3 separate regions of the Homo sapiens genome follow, and regions 1 and 3 are each linked to region 2. The links are chromatin loops, found by intact Hi-C in ENCODE. Cell type or tissue: Caco-2. All regions are shown on one strand.

Evidence for each region. A loop is a pair of places that touch in the nucleus more often than their neighbours do. Peaks named below come from ENCODE experiments on the same cell type or tissue, not always from the same donor. Only the 100,000 strongest peaks of a DNase experiment are listed, where the experiment ranks them.
Region 1: it touches region 2 in a loop (12-fold over the local background); 4 of 110 quality-filtered maps call a loop at or near these places.
Region 3: it touches region 2 in a loop (16-fold over the local background); 9 of 110 quality-filtered maps call a loop at or near these places.

What each region holds. Positions count from the first base shown.
Region 1 is chr7:10,705,162-10,713,161 of GRCh38, reverse strand. The region is part of intron 1 of MGC4859 (a long non-coding RNA gene); the gene reads left to right. It overlaps LOC100131472 (a long non-coding RNA gene), which reads right to left. Exons shown (of 2, transcript NR_149037.1): 2 at 5,624-6,103. Among named protein-coding and RNA genes, the nearest start is that of MGC4859, 71 kb to the left of the region's middle. In Caco-2, a CTCF peak has its summit at 4,526; a DNase peak (open chromatin) is centred at 4,491.
Region 2 is chr7:10,633,068-10,641,067 of GRCh38, reverse strand. All of the region lies in intron 1 of MGC4859 (a long non-coding RNA gene), which reads left to right. LOC124901588 (a long non-coding RNA gene) reads left to right here and starts at 2,816. Exons shown (of 2, transcript XR_007060209.1): 1 at 2,816-3,226; 2 at 3,962-4,106. It overlaps LOC107986766 (a long non-coding RNA gene), which reads right to left and starts at 724. Exons shown (of 4, transcript XR_001745090.2): 1 at 559-724. In Caco-2, no CTCF peak of the experiment used is centred here; no DNase peak of the experiment used is centred here.
Region 3 is chr7:10,885,881-10,893,880 of GRCh38, reverse strand. No RefSeq gene overlaps it. Among named protein-coding and RNA genes, the nearest start is that of COXFA4, 50 kb to the left of the region's middle. In Caco-2, a CTCF peak has its summit at 4,380; a DNase peak (open chromatin) is centred at 4,406.

The DNA of each region.
Region 1 (8,000 bases), 72 kb before region 2:
AACTTAGGCCTTGTCATCATCACCTCAGCACTTGTGAGGATTCAGCCAGGACTTGGAGAGGGAAGAGTTGTGCTCTTCTCCTTCCTTTCCTCTCCCCTACCTCCTGGATCCCTCTGGTGTGTTTAGTGGTAGGAGTTAGAAGAGTTATAAATGTTTTCATTTACCTGACTGCTGTAGACCTGTCTGTTGAGGCTTCTGTGTTTAACATCAACTGGCTGTCACAGCTGTCTGCATAATGGGCATCTAAATCCCGTCTCTCATGTGAGAGTCATTTGTGAATTCTTCAGACGGTCAGTTGGAGCCTCATCACTCCACTGAATGTGATTCAAGCAAGCCTGCTCTGGTTTGAACTCTCGGGACCCCTCCAAATTCCTTCACTTGGGGTCTCCCTGCCTTCTGAAGTGTTCACGTGACCGACAGGAAACTCAAACATCTCTATCATGACCCAAAACTCTGCTATTTCATACGGCATGTCAACAACTCAGGTACATAACAAACTCATCCAACCCGGGGAAGGAGATGCTCCCACTTGATTTGCAGGGAGAGGTGAAAACTACCCTCTTCCTAGTCTGGAAATTCCTTATTTCCACATATTTCCCTACAGTAGTTTCTCCAACTCTCCAGAGTCGGGAGAGAGGTGCGTTGGATGTGTGAGTGATGGCTAGGGGTAGCACAGCCAGTTTGTCTTGGTTCCTCGTGAGTCTTGGAGGGAACTTCTGGCCCTCAATTGCTTGTAGGTCCTTTAAAAAGGTATGATATCATGACTTGTTTTCCTCCAACTTTGAATGCAGCTTGTAGAGCTGCCAGATAAAATTAATGTGCAGTTAAATTTGAATTTAAGATAAGGGGAAATTTTTAAGATAAGTATGTCCTAAATATTGCATGGGTCACACTTATACTGGAGAATTTATACCTAGTTATCTATAACTGAAATTAAACTTGGCATCCTGTATTGTTGTTTGTCAAATTTTGCAACCTTAAATGCAAATTAGCAATCTAGAGCAGCAGGAAAATCCCACTATGATTATATTCTAGGTGTCAGGCCCTATGTATGCTAGGCATTTTACATAGATTATGTATTATTTTTCCAGGTAGGTATTGTTAGCTTCTTTATGTAAGGAAAATCATTGAAGCTCAGAGAATGTTAGCTCAATGCTCAAGATTACTCACAAAAACACAACTGGTTAGGGCAAGAGGGAGGATTTGAGTCTGGGTTAGCTGGCTCTAGCATCTGATCTTTATTTACACTTTATCACATTTTACTACTATCTTTCTCTTCCTCTCCTTAGTCCCAGGAATCCCACATATATTCAAGACACCTCTCACTCCCACTGGCTACTTTCCTCCTACTTGGTTTCATTTTGCTCCTGCCATTGATACAACACTGGAATGTATTCCAACTTCCTCCCAGGAGTTAACCCTGATTAAGTGTGTAAGTGGATAATGCTTATTGCTTAGTAGCTACGGTTTCTTTCTCATTTTTTATCCTGGTAAATTGATTGGCCTTGAAAGTCTTCTCCCCTTTCTTTTTCCCTTAGTCATAAAATAAGCCCTATGCAAGTTGACCCTTGTTTTTTCACCGTATTTTCCAGGGCAAAGGTGTCTAAAAGGAAAGAGCCCTCAGAAAACTGAAGGAGAGGCTTGGCCACCACATCTAAAAATGCCTCCAGGTTCTTCCTGGCTTTCTTCTTGCTTAATGTCCCTGCCCCTGTGATGCCTTCATCTAAACTTAGGGAGAAGGAGGCATGACTCGCATTCTACTTTCATCTCTAGCTGATTTACTGAGATCAATCTCTAAATTCCAGCTTATTTAGCATTGCTGCAATGGTTCCTCTCTCCTGTTTTCCTTCACTACTCATCTGTGCTGCTTACCAGGGATACTTCTTGTGAAGGATTGGGTGAGTGAATGGTACATGGAACCTACAATATGATTGATGGGAAAATAACAAGAGTTCAATTTAAGACTTCAGCAGGTAAACATAAACAGAATGATTGAAAGAGAAATTAATAAGGAAGCATGTAAGAAGAATGTAACTAAAAGAGCAAATAAATGAGGAAGAAGGGAGATTTACAGCAAAATTTAGTAAAGGCAGATCTACTAAAGATTTACTTCTATTACTTATTTTAAATCAGTGTCTGAACATAATTGAACATGTGCTATATGATAATTTATTGATATTCTCACCACTTTTTCTTAAGTTGTCGCAGACAGTTTAGGAAAGACTTGCTGTCTTTTGGTAAGTATGAGATGGGTCAGTGGTTCTAGGTCTACTGCAGAGGTTAGTTATAGATTAACACATTATTTATGAGACCATTTTTAAAGGAGGCATGGAAATGTATTGCAACATGGCGTATCATATGTTATAATATGTTGGACATTATGAAAATGGTGCTTCGTTTTAATCCACTATCATGAAGACATGTGATATGTCTTGAATCTTTGGCCGTCTTTATGAAGCAATTTAAGGAGCAATGGAGAAGTCTTTTATTTTTAAATCTGGGAGTCAGATACACCAAGGAGGTGCTGTAATAGAATGTCACACTAGCTCTATGATGTTGGTTAAGTCACTCTTCTAAGACTTTGTTTTCTCATCAATAAAATGCAGATAATAAGAATTTCTATCTAAGTTATAAAAATTAAATGAAAGAATGCATATAAAGCATTAACATGGTGGCTCGCACATTGCAGTAGCTCTATGGTAGGATATAATCATCATCATGATTATTTTGATAAATGGCACATTTGGGTCATGGATAGTTTGGGTATATCCTTACTAATAAGGGAATGCAGACTATGCAGTCAGTTTCATTATTTATGTCATTGTTCAAGATAACACTAGCATGCTATGAGAACTACTTTAAAAATTTGTTTGAAAACTCATGCAATAAAAGTCACAAAAGTGGAAGTTTTCAGTCACACAAAGGGAAGTTGATTAAGGAGGGAGGGTATCTGCATTTTCATTCTGGTCTACTGCCCACTGCTTTGTGACTTTGCAAAGACATATTATCTACCCAAATTTAAAATTTCTGTCTGTAAGATGGAATAATTGGAGGAAATAATTTCAGAAGTCTACTCTAAAAGTTTTATTTTAGCTATGGTTATTTATATTCAGGACCAACTGCTAGAATGTACTTCCTTCAGAGTTAGGAATAGTCAAAACACAGATTTAAAAAAACCCATTGTTTATTTCTATGCTGTTTCAAATTCAGTATCTGAAGTCTTCAAAAAGCAGTCATGGTGAAAAAAAAAGTCCAAAATAAGGATTTGTTTATATTTTTAAGAAAAACTAATTTTTGTTGTTATAAAAGTTATTTATGTATATTACATAAAACATAGAAAACAGAGAAGTCTATCAAAAAAATAAAAATCACTGGTTAAATAAGCTCCCTCATCAAGCTCCCGCCCTTCTTTCCCCAGGATAATAATTCTTCATGTGAAAGCATGAATTTATTAGAATTTTAAATATACATAAAACATTAAAAAAACTTTATAATATTTAATATTTGCTTTTTCACTTAATAATTATATTCTGTACATTTAATGGAATCGTAAAGCATAGATGATATCATTGTATTTAATAGCTGCAAAGTATTAATTTGTAAAAATGGATTAATTTATTTACCAAATTTGAAACAATAAACATTTACTATTGCTTGCAATACTTCATTACTATAAGCAATACTTTTTGGATATTTGTTGCTTAGTTATGCTCACATGTTTGTCTGATAAATTTGTAGAGATTGCATTTCTGGTTAAAGGAATATGCCTATTTCAATTTTTATATATATTACTAGATTCCTCCCAGGCCCCCAGGAAACTTGCATGTGTAAATATACTCCTATGTATTAAAGTGTCTATTTCTGCATACTAAGCATTGGGCATTATTCTTTTAAATCTTAGCCAAGATGGTAGGTACATGAAAAAAAATACTATCTCATTGGTCTTTTAATTTGTAACTTTTATTCTTTATTACCAATAAAGTTTGATGTATCTTAGTGTGCTTATTAGCCAAAATGGTGTGTTGTTTCTTCCTTAAAAAAGTTTAAGAGCTCATTCTTTCATAAGTGTATGCGCTATTGGCCTGTTGTATATATCGCAATTTTGTTTTTCTTAGTTTTAATTTAGTTTAAGGAATTTAATTTAGGTGAAGTTTAGGAATTTTATGTGAAAAATCTAGTGGCATCTTTTATGGCTTGTGATTTTGATATCCTGTTTAGAAAGTCCTTCCCCAGTCAAATATAAAATTATCCATCAAAATTTCATTATATAATTTATTACATTTAAATCTTTAATCCATTTGGAATTTATTGTGGTTTCTATAAAATGCTTGCAGTTCTTTTTAATCACTTTTATCTAGACTCGTTGGGTTCTATAGTTACTTACCTGTGGTTGAAGGAGAACTGAGTCAATTAAATACCAATAATAAGATACAGCGAGTAATACTTCAAATGCTCACCTGACAGCCAGACAAGTCCCTGCTCCCTCCTGGCTGGTCACTTCGTATCACAAGGGGGAGCTTTCGTGCTTTAGTAAATACATCTTATGTTATTCAAGCCACTCCTTTCATTTGTAGCTTTTGTCCAACCTCGATTTGTTTTTCTCTTAATCATGCAAAAGCAGTGTGTTGAGGTGGTCAGGAAAAAAAGATATGAAAAAATTGAGCTGCATAGGATAAAAATCCTAAATATTAATCTGTATTAAAAATATTTTCCTTTGTGCATAGGAAAGAGATTTAAAATTTTCTTTCATTATTCTCTCATTTCCTAAATAATTATTGTAATACGCTTCCTTAACAATGGAATTTAGATCCGTATTTAAAATTAAGGGCTTGAATGAAAAGTAAAATTAGGTATCATTTATTATGGGGATTTTTTTTTTCTGCACTTGTGATGAAAGCCAATGTGTGTCAAAGATCATATAGTGGATGCTAGCAAGGATTTCTCCCTACTCCATATTTATCAATTGGTCAAATTGTTCAATTAGATAAATATGTTTCAATTTACCTCCCACCTCTTTTTGTCTCACCCCTTTGAGGAACTTTGTTATCTATACGTTTGAGTTCTAAGGTGAGTAGAGAGGGTAATCCTATTTGTGGCTAATTATCAGTAAATTTACATTTTTCTAATTTATTTCCTCAGTACAATCAGAATTGTATAGCATTGTGTCTTGAGTGGAGGCCACTTGCATGTGTCTGTCATTTGCACTTAATAAGAAAAGGGTGCTGTCAAATAGTCTCATTCTCTGGCTGTGAGCATATGCATTTATGAATGTTTGGATGATAGAGTGTAAATGCGAAGTCCTCTTAAAAGAGGGTAAAAAGGCTCCCAGCTACTCTTAGAGCACATATCCAAGGCTAAACATATGGCCTTGTCATCACAATTTCCCACATTCCCTTTTTTGTGGTTTTAACCTTCTACTTTATTTATTACCAGAAGGCCTTATCTCTCTAGCCTGCTGCTACAGACTGCTAGGCCAGGATGTAGTGAAAGCACAAAGTAATGAAACAGGGATGATCATAAAATAGAGGGGAAATGGCCATAGCCTCTGTCTGTGGTACAGCTGCCCAGGTTTTGTAACCTGAGCCAAACCATGCTAAAGAAACATAATGTTGCACAGTGCTGATGATGCTTCCATTCCTGTTACATTTGGTATCACCAGAAGACCTTAGATTTTGTGAATGTCAAGTCTTTTCACAAACTTTCAGCAGAATTGTCAGCCTAAGGAAAAGAAAGAAGACAGCTAGAGGACCTCAAATGCTAAGATGCCATTTAAAGGGCAAACAGCATCTCAAGTGAAGAAATGTCATGCAGGTGAAATATTTTGAGGGACTCAAGGTAGAGGACAGTGAAGAGGAGAAGCAGTGAGTACTGCTTGACAATATAGTGTTTTATGACTTTTTTTCTTCCTTGTGCAGCCCTTAGCAAAGTGATCAAACCAGAGCTTCATGCCCCCTGATGGGTGACTGACGGGTGGTTAACTGCAGCAAGTTGGATGACAGTTGAGTTAGTGTTTTCCAAAAGCTGGTCCAGGTCTGGCCAAACCCTGTGTGTGTTGTAGTTAGTGCCAGGGCTCCTTGGGGAGGTGTGCGTCCGTTCCTTCTTTCTGCAGGTGGAGCAGAAGGGGAAGTGAGAAAGAAGAATTTGACTCATCAACCCAGATGCCATACACAACCATCTCCAAAAAAATCAAATCTTTATAAGGCAACTTTAAGATTTCTATAACAATAATAGAGCAGTTTTGATTCTCTGGTTGAAAAAAATTTTTAAATGATAATATATGGTATTCATAAAGGATAAATAACTGATAATCCTAATACACAATTGATAATAGTGTGTCAATTGATACTCCTCTTATTGTGGAGGACAATTTGCCAATATCTGTTATAACTGAAATGTATTAAACCCTTTGAACTAGTGTTCCATATTTAGGAATTTATTGTATGGAAATACTAATATTAGTGAATAAAGTGACATGTAGAAGATGTTGCAACATTACTTCTGGTAGTAAAGTAACAAAATAATCCAAATGCCTATTAAAATAGGAATTGTTAACTTTACAAAATAGGAATGCTAACTAGTCATTAATAAGAATGAAGTAGAATCATATATATTTTGATTTCTGAGATCTGCCACTTAATTATCTGTGAGAAATTGAACAAAATACTTTATATCTGCACCTCAGCTTTTTCGTCTGTGTAATGGGCATAACAATAGTATCTACTTTATAGAGTTTCATAAAGCAAATGAATAATACCTTATAAAGTTTTTAGAACATTTTCTGGTATCTAGTAGACACTCAATAAATGTTATGTCTTTACAGTTATCCTTCTGTATTTGCATAGGAAAATGTGCGAGTTGGAAAGTTGCAAATGAGTATACATAATATAGTCTCACAAAAACAGTGGAGTGATATTAGTTATATTAACGATTTTTGTTGTGCCTGGGGAATGGAGTTACGGCCTTTAATATCTTATGTAATATATTTCTATATATTTGAATTTTTACCTCTCAATTTTTACAAGAAGCGTTACAGCCTGCAGTGAATAATTGTCCCTACCACCTCGTATTTCTTGGGTCTCACAAGGAGTTACCATGACATTTCATATGGTCAGAGGACCTGGTAGAGTTTGAGGTAGAAGAGTAATGAAAATAAAGCAGTATCACTTAAACAAATTGTGGGAAAGAACCAGCTTTTCTTTTCATAGACTTCAATTTTCGGTTCACAGAAAGATTCAGTGGAAGGTACAGAGATTTCCCATATTCCCTTATCCACATATACTCCCCAACCTTCAGACTTCCCCAGCCTTCAACATTCCACAGCAGAGAGGTGCATTTACTACAGTCGATGAACCCATCTTGATACATCATTATCACCCAAAGTCCATAGTTTACTCTTGGTGTTCACTCTTGATATTGGACATTTTATGGATTTTGTCAAGTGTATAATCACATGTATTCACTGTTATAATACCATACAGAATAGTTGCAGTGCCCTAAAAAATCCTTTATATACCATCTATTCATTCCTTCCTCCCTGTTAACCTCTGGCAACCACTGACCTTTTTACTGTCTTCATTGTTTTGCCTTTCCCAGAATGTCATATAGTTGGAATCATACAGTATGTAGCCTTTCAGATTGACTTCTTTCACATAATTATATGCATTTAAGTTTCCTCCATGTCTTTTCATGGCTTGTTAGTTTATTTCTTTTTAGCACTGAATAATATTCCATTGTCTGGATGTACCACAGTTTATTCATTCACTTACTGAAGGGCATTTGGTTGTTTCTAAGTTTTGGTAGTTAAGAATAAAACTGCTATAAACAATGTGTGCAGGTTTTTGTGTGGACACAAGTTTTCAGCAGAGATTTTTTTTAAGTTTTCAATTCATCACAGACCAATAGTTTGTTTTAATGAAATAAAATGAATTATTAGCCTAAAGAAACAGAAAAATGGATAGAAAATACAAACCCTAACTTTTTATTGCTAGATTCAACAGACT
Region 2 (8,000 bases):
TTCATTTTGAACTTGTTCTTCACACAATTGCATGTATGAGACTGTCTTTCCATGTCCCTCTTTCTTCTGGCTAGAAATGTGAGGGCTAGGTGATTTTCAGGTCTTTTTATTGGCATGAGTAATTTTTTTTTTTCTGTAGTAAGAAAGAAAATGAATAACAATTTCTACCTTCCCCTTAGATGGGGGAATAACTCCTTTTTCTCCCAAACGTAAACTTAAAGTAAAATCGTATGAGCTGGAGATTTCTGAACTGAAGGTGGTGCCCAGCGTGAAACTACCTGCTGCTTCAAGCAGTGCCCGGCAGCAAAGGTTTTTATTGTGTCACCCTCAGCAGCTACTCCCAGTACCAACTAGCAGCTGTTCCTTCAGTAGTGACCCTGGTGGAAAACAGTCCTTTTAGCAGTGGCTTCAGCTTCCAGTAGTTTTTTCATTTGGCAAGAGTGAATTCAACCAGCAGCTCTGCTCTGATAGAGGTTTCTGATCTTTCATGTGTGAGACAATTTAGGGTAATGAGAGTGATTCCTTTTGCATGTTCCTTAATATTCCTGTGGTACTTACATGTTAAGATCACTTAACAGCTCCCTCCGCCACCAGGCTGTGTGCTGCTTCAGTCTTTGGGAACGTGGCTGTTCCAGGGAGGGGAAAGTGAAGGAATCTAGGGCAGTATTTGGGTGGCCCAAAATTATCTAGAGTTTGTGTTTGTGTCAGTTATCAGGAACTGGGATCTTGCTTTGTTTGTGACTTCATCACTTACCTTCCCACTTACCTGTCCTAGCACATAGATGATGACACCTTGTTCTAGTTCCTTGACCCGCTCCTCATTCTCAAGTTGAGAATGCTTGTCCCCAGTGAAATGCTCCTGTTTGTCCCCAATGAAATGCTGCTGTTCTACCTTGCTTTTGCCCTTCTTGCAGGGTGAAGACTTCTTTCTCTCATGCTCCAAAGACACAGAGAGTTCCAGTAAGTGGATTCAGGCCTTTCCTTTAGGCCCTAAGTCCTGCTTCTGAACACTTACCCCAAAGACAGACAAAGGGAGGAGTCTTGCCAAGACTTCTAGGCAGTGTTAAACTGACTGTGGTTTTTGGAGCCTTGATTCCAATACAATCCACCAGGTCTGCTTTATGTTCGTGTAACCATCAGACAGACCTCCTAGAAAGAGAGAGCGTATTATCTTGAAGATACATTCTAGTCTCCATGTTTCCTAAACAGAAAATATCTGGAAGCTTTGTTTCACAGTTAACTCTCAAGGTAATGTATGTTTTTCTATTCTCTCCGTCCCCTTCCTTCTCTGAAGTCTAAGCAATGAAATAGTTTTCTCTGAGCCTGGGATCTGGGAGGCATTCTGTTCTTGGAGAATAACGAGGAGGAGAATATCATTCACTTCAAATGATGATTGGCTCTTGTTAAGAGCACACTATCACATTTAACTCTTTCCTTAATGTATGGAAAAACTGAGTGCCAGGGAGTTTCTAAACTCTGGCATACATGGATTTGGAAAAACCTTCAATTTTTCTTTATATATCTCTTTTTTAAGATATTCTGGGTCAAAATGCCAATTAAATTCCTTGAGAAAACTTCCCAAAGGTAAATATGCAAATTTACCCTAATTATGGCCATTCATTGCATATGAATATGCCCTTTCTTGTAACAGAATTGGTTTCTGTTATTAGATATTTCCATGTATTAAGTATTTATCATTACTTTGATAAATTAACGTGATGCTAGATTACTGACCCTTTCTTTTACAATTTTTTTCCAGACTTAACAGTGGGAAGCCTACATAATCTGCTTTTAGCCATGTTTGGTTGAAAAAAAGTTTTAGTTATATCCTAGCTGTTAGTGTTGAAAATATTCATTGAAGAAATGTTAGAAACATTAACAAGTAAATAAGATGAAAGATGAATAGCTAAAAGATTATATATGTAGTAATTAAAAATTTAACAATAATCATGACAGTGAAGGTGTGGCATCCAAGGATGATAGTTTTACATACTTCAGGGATATTTTGGGAGGGTCAGCAAAGCAAAAATCCATGCCAGAAATTAATACCCTAGTGAAAGTCATAAAAATATATAAAAGTTATTAATAATCAGTGAAAAGGGCATGGGTTGTTTGATAAAATAGGAATTTGTGTTTCAACTTTTATTTCTTACACTTCACTATATCTGTGACTTCAGGAAATTTACTTATGTTACTGATTTCTCACCTTTCCTGTTTTATTAAATGGATCCAATAATGATAATATTTATGTCACAAGTTATTGTGAAGCAAAATATATGAAAGTGCCTTATAAATTGTAAAGCATTGTATAGATGCCAGTTTTATTTATTTATGCATTCATTTCATTATTTGCAAAGCAGTGCTGTAAGCAGGGTGGAGACTACAATAGTGTGCTGAACACAAGGGACAGAAGTCCCTGACATAAAAGAGCTGCATTTTATTTCAAAGCCAGAACTTTAAGGCTGACTTCTTTCTCTGTATTAAATCCACTGGAGTTTATTTATAACTTAGCTTCATCTAAGCTTGAGGAAAGGTTTAAAGGTTGAAGGTATTTGTGTTTATTTAGTCAAATTCTGTGTCACAAAAAGCTTCCACAATGTTTACTCTTAAGATTATTTGGATGATGTACATAAAGGGAACAAGGATTGGCTTTGGGGTATTTATAAATTAAGATAGTGAAGCCACTGAGAAGTTCTCAGTAGAACTATCTGTTTCTTTGCTTCTGGATATACACTGTACACATATATGACTGCTTTAAAAAAGTGTTATCTTGAAAAACAGACTTCGTATGACAGTCGAGGTCTCTCAAATTCTTTAAGATTTGATTAAAAATCTGTCTCCTTGAAGACATCACTTTGGCTGTAACTGAGAAACAACTATGATGTCATAGTTGGGTAGACTGTATCAGCAATGGTGCATTAATATTTCTGGTCCCACATGCTCTTTCTGTTACTCGTCCTTCAAGAGATAGAGTCAATTTCCATTTCCTTCAACTGAGAAGGGCCTTTGTGACTGCCTTGATGAACAGAATGAGGTGAAATTGAGGCTACACATGATTTCCAAGGTTAGGTCATAAAATAAGACAGCTCCTGCCTGCCTCTGTTCCTCTTGGGACATTCATCTTGTAAGAAGTCTAGCTACCCTTAATTCAGCATGCTGGAGAGACCCTGTGGAGAGGGCTCACAGGAATAGATGTCTCAGGAGCCTCAGCTGTGACAGTTCCCAGGTATTTGAGTTCTCCCTGAACACTGGGTTTTTGGATGGTGATATGGTTTGGATGTTTGTCCCTTTCAAATCTCATGTTGAAATGTTATCTCCATTGTTGGAGGTGAGGCCTGGTGGGAGGTGTTTGGGTTATGGGGGCAGATCCCTCATGTCTTGGTGCTATCCTCACAAAACAGTGAGTTCCCTCATGATCTGACTGTTTAAGAGTGTGTGGCACCTCCCCTCCCCTCTTGCTCCCAGTCTTGCCATGTGAGATGCCTACTTCCTCTTCACCTTCTGCCATAATTGTAAGCCTCCTGAGACCTCAACAGAAGCAGATGCCAGCACCATGCTTCTTGTATAGCCTGAAGAACTATGAGCTAATTAAAACCTCCTTTCTTTATAAATTGCTCAGCCTCAGGTATTTTTAAAAATTTTTTTTGAGACAGAGTCTCACTCTGTCACCCAGGCTGGAGTACAGTGGTGCAATCTTGATTCACTGCAACCTCCACATCCTGGGTTCAAACGATTCTCCTGCCTCAGCCTTCTGAGTAGCTGGGACTACAAGAGTGTACCACCTGTAGTGCACCACCTCCTGGCTAATTTTTGTATTTTTAGTAGAGACCGGGTTTCACCATGTTGGTCAGGCTGGTCTCAAACTCCTGACCTCAAGTGATCCACCTGCTTCTGCCTCCCAAAGTGTTGGGATTACAGGCATGACCCACCACGCCCAGCCAGGTATTTTTTTTTTTTATAGCAATGCAAGAACCGCCTAATACAGATGATTACAACATCCTGCCTTCAGATGCCCTGGCTGTTGCTGATAGACCAGAGACAAGCCATCCCTGCTGAGCACTACCCTTATTCCAACTTCATAAGTAAATAAATTTTGCTACTTTGGAGTGGCTGGTTTGAAACCATAGACATCCAGAACACATAGTAGCCCAACTGACCATTTGCTTATGTATTTAGATTGAGGCACTATTGATATAAGCTCTGTAGCTTTTATCTGTTTTTATTGTTTTCATTAACTTTATATAACCACTAGATAATAAATGCCTTGAGGACCTCTTTGCGTTGGATCTACTCTATATAAATCTTTTGCATGGGATACACTGCTATGTCTATGTTGAAACTAGTGGCATTTTTTGATATATGGGGTTATCCATTATGCTTCTTTATGTCTAGTTTATCCCGTTTATGTGGATTGAACCTCTTGTCTCATTGATTATGTGGAAGCTTTGATGGATTATTTTATTAATTAGGGAGATTTGGGCTGCAAGTAGCAAAAATACAACTGAAAGTGGCTAAGCAAAAAGACATGTAATATCTCATGTAATAAGACGCTTAGGGGCAGCATGCCTGCAGATTTTAGCACTGTCAACCTTGGCATGTTTGCTACATTTTAGGCTTGCCTCCTTAGGGTCACAAAAGGTCTCTTGGTCTTCTTGGAACCACATTTAGACTGGAAAACATCCAGTTAAAGAAGAATGGCTTTCCTCCTGTTCACTCCTCTTATTTTTGCAGAGGCCCACAGCAGGCTTGCCTTCAAGGGCCATTAGTTAGCATGAGTCAAATGATCTTGGAAGTGCCTTGAATAATCAAGCAATGCCACCAGAGATCTCCAGGATCCTATTAGATACTATTTTATATCATAGAAATGGTATCTGAAAAGTTGGGGATCTTATGAAGAAAATATTAGATTGCATCAAATTTAGTCATCTTTAGTGTTAGGGAAAACATTTGCACAGTATAAGAGCAAAAATGCAACATATAATTATGTAATAAATGTGTACAGAGATTCTGCAGACTTTGAGTCACTGAGACCTACTACTCCCTTAGTTTTAAAATTCTTCTCTTAGATTATAAAGGTAATTCAGAATACTCTAGCAAGGCTTGTGAAAAAAAAATCCAGTTAGTGATCCAGGTAACTTCTATGTTTTACATTTTTATTTATTTAATTTTAATTTTTTTATTGAGAGAGGGTCTCACTCTGTCACCCAGGCTGGAGTGCAGTGGTGCAACCTGCCTTCCAAGTTCAAGTGATTTTCATACCTCAGCCTCCCGAGTAGCTGTGATTACAGGTGTGTGCCACTATGCCTGGCTAATTTTTGTATTTTTCGTAGAGATGGGGTTTTGCCATATTGTCCAGGATGGTCTCGAACTCCTGGCTTCAAGTGAGCTGCCCATGTCAGCCTCCCAAAGTGTTGGGATTACAGACATTAGCCACAACACCCAGGCTAAAATCTATGTTATTTAAACAATTGCAACTGAGAGGGAAATTATTCCTTAAAATTGCCTGTTATGACATAAATATTACCTTAATAGTTAAGTGCCTTTCAACCTTGAGAAGACTGAGAATTCAGTGATTTCTAGTGTTTGAATGTATCCCCCAAAAAGCATGTGCTGGAAACTTAATCTTCAATGTAACAGTGTTGGGATGTGGGGCCTAATGGGAGGTGTTTAGATCATGATAGTGCCACCCTCATGAATGGATTAATGCCAATTATGAGAGGGCTTGAGGCTGTGAGTTTGATCTCTTGCCTTCACATGTTCTTGCCCTTCTGTCTTCTCCTGTGGGATGATATAGCATTAAGGTCCACACAAGATACTGGTACCTTGATATAGGACTTTCCAGCCTCAGGAACTATAAGATATAAATTTATTTTCTTTATAAATCACCCAGTCTGTGATATTCTGTTATAGCAACATGAAGCTGGCTAAGACAGTGATAAAAAGTTTAAGATAATCTAACCATCATGTTAACAGCATATTTGATGGTTTATATAATAATTCTTATGGAATTCGTTTCTGTAGAGTTACAAGTCAGCTTTGTTATTCCCCTTAAAATATAAAATAGTTATCAATTTTGGCTTGTGTTTTATGATAAAATCTTAATAGGTTTATAGACAATGTTGAAACATTCATGAGAATGTATGATTAATCCTGCTAATAAGTTTAATTTATTAAATATAAAGCTGTTTTAGAACTCAAGTTTTATAAGTAAAATAATTTAAATATTTTAAATTTTGAATACACTTAATTTATAAATACAGTTTGAAGTATTTAAAGTTGTTTAAGTTTGTAAGTGATGCCAAGCATTAATCAAAGGACCTTTAAAACCAATTATTAAAACATGCTAGGTTATTAGTAGAATTATCATAAACTCTATAACCTGAAAGTTTAAAGAGAACTGTTTTTTTATATATGTGATTTTAATAAAATGAATTTTAATTTTTTAAATAAAAGTAAATGTACAAATAGATTTTCTTTTCTGGACACAAAAATGCCCTTATGCTCACCAAGAAATTCGTATTTAACAGCAAGGACTTATTTACAAGTTCATTCCTAACCGGTCACTGCAAATGTAATGTGTCCACAATGATTAATTTAGACCTATTATTTCACCACAGGGACCTGAGGAGGGGCCTCCCTTAATCTCCTGGTATCCTAGCTCATGTTAACAAAATCAGCCCATCCATCATACACAGAACTTCACATGATGTTTGCTAAAAAATAAAGAACTCTTTTAACAAAGACATTCATAATTTTTATTTCCTGGGAGGAATACTGCCATCTCTTTGTAAATCTACAATATTTTTACTCTTCTAGACAAATGCAACCCCTTGATAATTTCTGCACGCTTGAGTGGATAAATACTATGACTTTCAAATTTGTTTTATACGTATCCTTTCAAATAGCTGTTTTGAAGTTTCTTTATTTATATCTTAAAGGTTTCTTTTCCCCAACCTGCTGAACATCCTGAGGTTTCATCTTCCCTACCTGATTGTCACAAGGATACTGCTTCCCTTCTGACCACATGAAACTTATGAAAGGTGCCTTGGGAATATGTCAGTATAAAAGACAGGCTATAATTGGGATACCTTCAGGAACTGGGGTGTGGGTGTTCTCAGTCCTTGTCCGGTGAACTCTTTCCCTCTTCTTTTCTGAAATGTGTTTCTTATGAACAGCAAAGTCTTACTTCTAAATTCTGAGTCTGTCGTCTAATTGCAACACAATTAAATTCAGAGTTCTGCTGGAAAGAAATAAAGGAGGGTGTGGGGAAGATGATGGCTGGTTAGGTAGCCACAGTGTCTGCCATAATCTTTCAAATGGATAAAACTTTGATCTTCTGACACTGTTCCTTTGGCTGCAAGTATATAAGATATTGATGATATCCTTTGATTAATATAAATGGTTGAGGTGGTTAAATTTCTGTTTCCTTACAGAGGTGCTAAATGATGTTTTATAATAAACACATATGTTTTAAGAATAAAGCTCTTGAGACATTTAATTATTTTAATGGGGGAACTAGGCCAGACAGTCCATTCCAGGGAACAGAGATGCTCAAGTATTTATTAGTAGAAACACTCAGATATGATGAATGTGAAATATATTAAAAAGAAACACAGAATGGCAAGAGTTTAACAGTCTCAATTAATGATGTAATTAGGCTAGAATAATCTATTTCCTTTGGATTATCCAATCATTAATCTAATAAATTTTTTTCTTGAATGCCTGCATCTACAAAGCACAAAAAGATCATAGTTAACAATTTTATGATCTAGGTGGGACACAATCTGTGAACTTGAAAAGATAATTAACAATATGATATTGAATTTGATCATTGGCAGATAAGCTGTCTAGGCACATGATGTATAGGAATTTGGGGGGAGAAAAACAGTTTCAGCTGAAGTGATATGGGATGGCTTACAATCTAAACCTCTTTTCTGAGATCTTGGTCATTTGGATCTGGCAGTTGTTTAACCACTGGCTCAAACTTCTGTCTAACAGTC
Region 3 (8,000 bases), 250 kb before region 2:
TAGGTGCAAGAGAGAACGGAAACACTAGAACTGGATTAAGCAAGTCACCGGCAACCTTTTAGGGAGTTCTGATATAAAGAGAGCAGAGAAGTGGGGAAGTAACTGGTAAAGGAAGTTGAAACAAGAGAGTTTATTTTGCCAAGATGAGAAATATTATAGTTCATTTTTATGCTGATGGAAAAGTCTCAGTAGAAAGGGAAAATTGATAATGCATGAGAGAGGAGAAAATAGCTAGAGCTATGTCCTTAAGTAGATGTATTAGTTTGCTTTCACACTGCTATAAAGAACTACCTGAGACTGGGTAATTTATAAAGAAAAGAGGTTTAATTGACTCACAGTTCTGCATGGCTGGGGAAGCCTCATGAAACTTACAATCATGGCAGAAGATGAAGGGGAAGCAAGGTACATCTTACATGGCTGCAGAAGAGAGAGAGAGAGAGGAGAGAGAGAGGAAAGAGAAAGAGAGAGAGAGAGAGAAGGGGGAAGTGCCACACACTTTCAAACAACCAGATCTTGTGAGAACTCACTAACTATCACGAGAACAGCAAAGGGGAACTCTGCCCCATGATTCAATCACCTCCCACAAGGCCCCTCCCCAATACATGGGGATTACAATTCGAGATGAGATTTGGGTGGGGACACAGAGCCAAACCATATCAGTAGGTGACAGGGAATATGTTCAGGACTTGACCTAACTAGAAGCATGGCAAATGCCTTCATAGCAGTAAAACAGAAGGCAGAGTATTGGACACGGAAGAAGGCAGGTGGTTATACATGGTGGTTAAGAGTTTGTGGATATTCTCTTCTGATTTGCTTTCAGTTTTTTTTAAGGAAATAGGAAAAAAATATCATTAGCTGAGATTGAGGATGGTGGAAAAGGTGATGATAGATGCCTATGAAAGAAGAAAGCATGAAATAGTGGTCTATGAGAGAGGGAGAAAGAATAAACTAGAAGAGACAAAGTATAATTGCTTGGCAGCAAAGCACCTTTACTTAGTGGTTATGAATTCAAAGCAAGAGACCAACTGGAATGATTTGGGGTGTGTGTGCATTTTTTTCTCCCCATTCACATTCCATTGAGTGAATGCAGGTGCAGAATGTGGAGGCTAGTATAGAGACAGTGAGAAAAGAGCAAGGGAGTTGATAGTATACTTAAAGGATGAATATAAAGATGCAATGATGCAATTAATCTGGGAAGATAAGAAAATGAAGATTTCAGTTGAGTTAGGAACACTGAAAGGTGATAAGATCAATGGACTATAGGTCTCTATGAGATCAAAGAATTGTTACAGTCAGAAAACTGGAAAGAGTGAGCTGGAGAGATAAAAAGATCATGGTTAGTGAATGGAATGTCTGAAATAAAAATTATGGGTAGCTGCAATTATCAGTAATAACAATACTTAGGTGTGACTATGGGGAGTCATTGCCTGAGATAGGATAGAGGATAAGACCATTGATTGGAAAAGAGGAGATCAAGTAATTAAGAATGCAGAGTATTAGGACCATTGATCAGATCAGGACATTAAAATAATCATGAATTATGACCCAAGTAGTGTTGGAGACAGTACTAGAAGTGGGCGCAAAGCCCAAATATCCAAGGCATTAAAGGAAGTGATCTGGAGGTGAACAGATGACTACAACAAGGAGGGTAGAGGGTGATATGGCTTGATGAAGAGAATAAGGTTAGGTTTCTTTCTTAAAAGGAATAGGAGAATGGTCTGGAAGTAACAGCGGAGGAGCAAGAAGGACAATTATACCGTGAAGAGCTGTGGGTAAAATTTTATCCTGAAATTTCATTACAAAATAGCTTTGGTTCAGAAATGTCTAAATCTGAATTTATTATGGATAGCAAATACTTAAGAGAAAAAAATCATGAAATATAAGCTTAACGAGATCAGGGATTTTTTTTTTGGTCATTTTCATTTACTGTTATAGTCCCAATTCCTACAATAATGCCTAGCATATAACAGATATTCAACAAATGGTTGTTAAATTGTGAATGAATAATAAGAAGTAAAGATGAAATCTAGTTTTTGTGTTTTTGGGGAAATTCACATCTTACTTTTTAATGATGGCCATAGAAATTACCACTGAAAAATATTGGGAAACCTAGTATTTAGTTAACAGATAGAATGTGAGGGAAGTACAATGAAAGGAACTCAGAAATGCCAACAAAATACAATTTTAAATGTTTTCTTTTTACCAAAAGTACTTTCTAAAAATGAAAACAAGGAAAATGTAAGGATTCTGATTGTACTCTGTAAGTACTCACTCCAGGGCAGCAGCACGTGCTCTGGTGGCATCTGGTCCTCATTGTGGGTAGCAAATTTCTTGTATTTGCCATGACACAATGTATTATTGTGCATATGTGTTGAGTGGCAAGAAGTTTGCTACTCTCAGTGGGGAAGAATCAAAATTTGAGTAGAATTTACTTAAAGAAATAATCTAAGAACACATGTCATGATTATTCTTATAACAGCCTTTCTGTGTTTTTGAAAGAGAGAAACCAGATTTGCAGCAAGTATGCTACAAGATGTACATAATCTGCAGCCTATCTTATGTACTCCACACCTGTAGTGTCAATTGGTATAAACTTTCTAGAAGGAAATTGACTGTAGATAGGAAATCTTCACCATATTTATGAAAGTTGATACCGCAATTCCACTTCTATGATAGTATCAGTGTTGTTTATGTAAATGGTGAAAAATCCTATTTCACCAGCCTGGTTATATAAAAAGTCACATTTAGTTTAAAAAACATATAGTTATGTAAATTGCTCATGATTCTGCCTTCTCAAAGTAGAAAAACAGCTGGTAATGCACTTTGAAGCCACACTCTTGTAAACTGTTGAAAAACGTAGGGGGCTTAATTTGCTAAAAGGGATCATCTTCCAAACCCTAGGCAGAGAGGCAAGAGAATGTGACTAACACTCTAGTTTGTCTTGCCATTGTAACATTTTACCTTACTCAAACGAATATGTCTTTGGCTATCGTGATGCCGCTGTCATCACTATGACCACCTGTATGGGCCACAGTAGTTCTTTTTGGAGATCTTACTCTCTCAGTCTTATACTCAGGCATGAGTGACCCACAGTTTAGCATTTACAGGTGCAGATTTTATGACTGTAAAATGTAACACATGCTTATTGGATAATACAAACAACAACTAGTAACATTTCAGACCATTTCTTTCTCTATTATTGGGATGTTACAGTAATTCTTTTTTTTTTTTTTTTTGAGACGGAGTTTCCCTCTTGTCACCCAGGCTGGAGTGCAATGGCACGACCTCGGCTCACTGCAACCTCCCGGGTTCAAGTGATTCTCCTGCCTCAGCCTCCCGAGTAGCTAGGATTACAGGTGCCCGCCACCATGCCCCACTAATTTTTTGTATTTTTTGTAGAGATGAGGCTTCACCACATTGGCCAGGCTGGTCTCGAACTCCTGACCTCAGGTGATTCACCTGCCTCGGTCTCCCAAGGTGTTGGGATTACAGGCGTGAGCCACCACACCTGGCCTACAGTAATTCTTTTTTTTTTTTTTTAATGTTTAGCTATTGCATTTAATATTACATTGTAAGCATTTCCACATAATTTTGGATTTTTTTTTAAACCTAATAGTTAATAGTCACAAAATAAACTATTGTAAGGTGTACCACAATTTATTTAAGTAATCCTTGATTGCTAGATATTTAAGTTGTTTTTATTGCTTCTTTATTTGCAGGGTTCCTATGCCAAGATTTCAAATGAGCAGGCGAAAGGCTTAAAGAATTGACTCTTGAGGCCGGGCCCGGTGGCTCACGCCTGTAATCCCAGCACTTTGGGAGGCCAAGGCGGGTGGATCACGAGGTCAGGAGATTGAGGCCATCCTGGCTAACATGGTGAAACCCCGTCTCTACTAAAAATACAAAAAATTAGCCAGGCCTGGTGGCGGGCACCAGTAGTCCCAGCTACTAGGGAGGCTGCAGCAGGAGAATGGCGTGAACCCGGGAGGTGGAGCTTGCAGCGAGCCGAGATGGCGCCACTGCACTCCAGCCCGGGAGACAGAGCAAGACTCCGTCTTAAAAAAAAAAAAAAAAAAAAAAATTTTGACTCTTGAAAGGAACTCTTGATGAGCGTCAGAGTTGGGCAAGTAAACTGAGGCATAAACTAATCTATTGAATACCTAGATATTATTATCAGTCGCATTATAGCCCTGCCCTTAAAACCAGGCTCTGACTTAGGCCTGGGGGCAGGAGAATCACAGAACAGTAGCAGTATTATATGTCACAGGTTTTCTTTTTTTAAATCTGTATTTGCATGAAGCAAAAATAACCCATCAAGTAATTCATTTCAGTAAAAATATGACTTTATTGTTTCAAGTCCTGCCATGCTACTAATGGATGCTAGAGGGCAGCAGAAGCCAGGAACTGGCAGGAAAAGCACTAGCTTCGATAGGCTAAAGAGGCTCTGCCACGTCTGGGGAACCATCTGTTCAGGGCAGAGACAGAAGTTTGGGTTCAAGGAATCTGCAATAAAGGTTCTATTCAGTAACTTGAGAGGCCAACAAAATAGAGGAGTAACAAGATTGCTAAAAAGGGCTAGGTGCTTAACAGGCACTTACCTTAAACCTTTTGGAGGATTGAAACAGACAAAGGAAGACTTGGAAGCATCACCAACTTAATAAGCCAAAAGCCATGGGTTACCAGGTTATCCATTTGAAGGAAAGGATAGAATTAAGCTGTAGTAAAGTTTGAAGCACACATATTAGGGAAGCACGATGTCTGTACAAGAACTGGGGTTGTCAGAGAGTCATGACAACATGGCTCTGACATCCTCTGAATACACGCTCCATTGAAAGGACCACTTGTCAGGGTAAGAAGTGGGTAGGGCGTGAGGAAGTGGGTAGCGCGTGGGGAAGTGGGTAGGGCGTGAGGAAGTGGGTAGCTCGTAAGCTATGGGAAGAGGCAACATTTTGGTAAAACAGTTTCTGACTTCTGATGGTAGAAAGGACACTAGTTAGGAGTCCTGAGAACTGGATTCTAGGTCTATCTACCAATTACTTATATGACCTTCAGCAAGTCACTCCCACTTACTTGGGATTCTGGTTTCTCACGGACAAATTAGGTAGTTGAAGACTGGATGAATTCTTAAATGTCTAAGATGTCTGAAATTCCAGGGCTGGATTGATTGGTTTGATCTATTTAATCAAAACTATAACCCAGTAACACTGTGCAGACAGAGTGAGATAACAGCCTACCGTCATTACTTCCTTTGTCTCTACAAATTGTCCTAATGCAGCTAGGCTAACAGCGTTGCGATCCCACCATTTAGTTTTACACATGTGAAGAGCAGAAGGGAGAGTATTTGACGTTTCATATTGTGTATTAACGTAAGAGGAAAAAGAAGGAGCACGATTTCCCAGGATTCTTTGATCCTGTTTTAAATAGACTAGTATATATCTGTAAAATCTTCAGAGGATTTGTAAGATAATATAAAAAGACTCATTATTGCAGTTTAAACTTTTTGGTTGCTGATCCTTGGGTCATGGAGGTAGGAAGAATTTAAAGGATCTAAGGGATAGTTTAGATTTCTGTAACCAAAGCTTGTATTTTTGAATTTTAAAGTAGTAGATAATGATAAGCACATTGGCAAAATGTTCATTATTTCCTTTTCTCTAACTATCACTGTATGATTACAAATAACTTTTTTTGTTTTTGTTTTCAAATTTCTTTTAAATTTATTTATAAACCTATTTCAAGGCCGGGCGTGGTGGCTCAAGCCTGTAATCCCAGCACTTTGGGAGGCCGAGGTGCGCGGATCACGAGGTCAGGAGATCGAGACCATCCTGGCTAACATGGTGAAACCCCACCTTTACTAAAAATACAAAAAACAATTAGCCGGGCGTGATGGCGGGCGCCTGTAGTCCCAGCTACTCGGGAGGCTGAGGCAGGAGAATGGCGTGAACCCGGGAGGCGGAGCTTGCAGTGAGCCGAGATCATGCCACTGCACTCCAGCCTGGGCGACAGAGCGAGACTCTGTCTCAAAAAAAAAAAAAAAAAAAACCTATTTCAAAGTGAAAGTTATTGCTATTTGAATTTTATACCTTTATGTAAAAATTTAATAAGTAGATAAATTGGAAGAGGCTGTTTATGGTTATTAGACTACAAACTTTTTTTTGATAAACTACTTTCTTATGAATAGACATGGAGAAATGTAAAATACAGACATTTAAAAATATCAAACAACTTTAAAACTGCTTGGAAGTAAAATCTGATCTGATTTTTCATTTAATTTTATGCAAAAAATTAAAAAATGTGATTTAAAGTGATGCACAGTCAAACTGATTTTTAAAGCTAGACAATATCATAGACATCATCTAGTGCAAGTGGTCCTTGATCTTTTTACTGCCAAGTGCCCTTTTAATTGTTTTTGTCTCTAGTGATTCAACATTTTGAAATATTTTGGCTATTTTTTTCACCAAAAGCATTTCTTAAATTATAATTAGGTTTTTCATCTTAAATTAGTCTGAAACACATATAACTGCTTATCTTTTTAGCGTGGGTTTAGCAATAACACCATCCTGAGATGATGAATTCCAACCAAATTTAAAAAATCCTAGCATTTAGTGCAGATTCACTGTGAAAAAATGTGTTAATTATATTATAGTTTGGAAAAATTGAAAATAGGGCCTGGACTCCTGTGGACTCTGGGAAACTATTTCTTTTCCCTCAATTTGCCAATGAATAGCTTAATCACTTGTTTAATGTCACACTGATTCAAGTCCAATGTTCTATCTGCAATTCTGAGTATTCTTTCTTCTTTAGGATTAATCATTACAGCTGATGGTAATGACTGAAGTTAAGTTCATACTTCTCTCAAGAGGAGAATCTAGAAATTTGGGTTGGTTGGTTTTTTAGTTTGTTTTTTCTTAGATGACACTTAAACTGAAAATAATCTAAGTTTAGGAGACATTTCAGGTACCAGATTCACAGAACTAAATTCTGTATATTTCCTGGAAAATAGGTATGATAATCTGTCTTACTGTTGTTTTCTTTCTGGAATCCTTCAAGAATAAGAAACAAGAGGTTATTTTGTTTTAGCAGTGTGCCTGTGTGACTGTTATTTCATCACTTAAACTTTACTAGATGCTAATTTACTTGCAAAATAGAAAATCATTAATTTCCAATTCTGTAGGAGTCAAATAGCAACATTGTGTGTGTGTGTGTGTGTGTGTGTGTGTGTTTGCTGATTACAGTCACAGTTCTCCCTGCCCAAGCCCATAAACATGTTACACATGTATAACATTTTTAGAGTTGAGGGAGGAAACCCATTTTGAGTACTCCTGAAATACCCAAGTATACGTTACCTACTTCTCCTACTCACAGAGACAACTCTGATTCTTCTTCTCTTCCTGCGTATACACAGCCAAAACTATCTCTTGCCACCTCTGCTATCCTGCCGTGATTCCTGGAAGGTCTGTAGCAATATATATATATATATATATATTTTTTAATTTTAAGAGATGGGGTCTTGCTCAGTTGTTCAGGCTTGAGGGCAGTGGCAGTGGCTATTCACAAGCATGATCATTGCACACTACGGCCTCCAACTCCTGGGCTCAAGTCATCCTCCTGGTTCAGGGTCTTCAGGTGTGTGCCATAGAACCTGGCTCAAATAAGGTTCTGGTTTTTTTTTTTTTTTTTTTTTTTTTCAGATCAAAATGTATGAACATGTCATCTTGGAGGGTTAACACAATGATTTATTATCAGCATAACCAAGTTCATATGAGTTATTCTAACTGAGTTAACTAGCAGAGAGTAGGGATTAGAAGTAAGAAAGAAAATTTGGAGGAGTGGTTAGATGAAGGATGATGGAACTCAGAATACCCAAGGGACAAGGTATGCCAATGACAGTTATTATGAATGTACCAGGAGCTTGAAGTTGAAATTAAAGAAAGATGAGGCTGGTGGAGGGATGATAGAATGATAGAGAAAGAAATGTTTTCTTATTCATAATTTTGTATGCA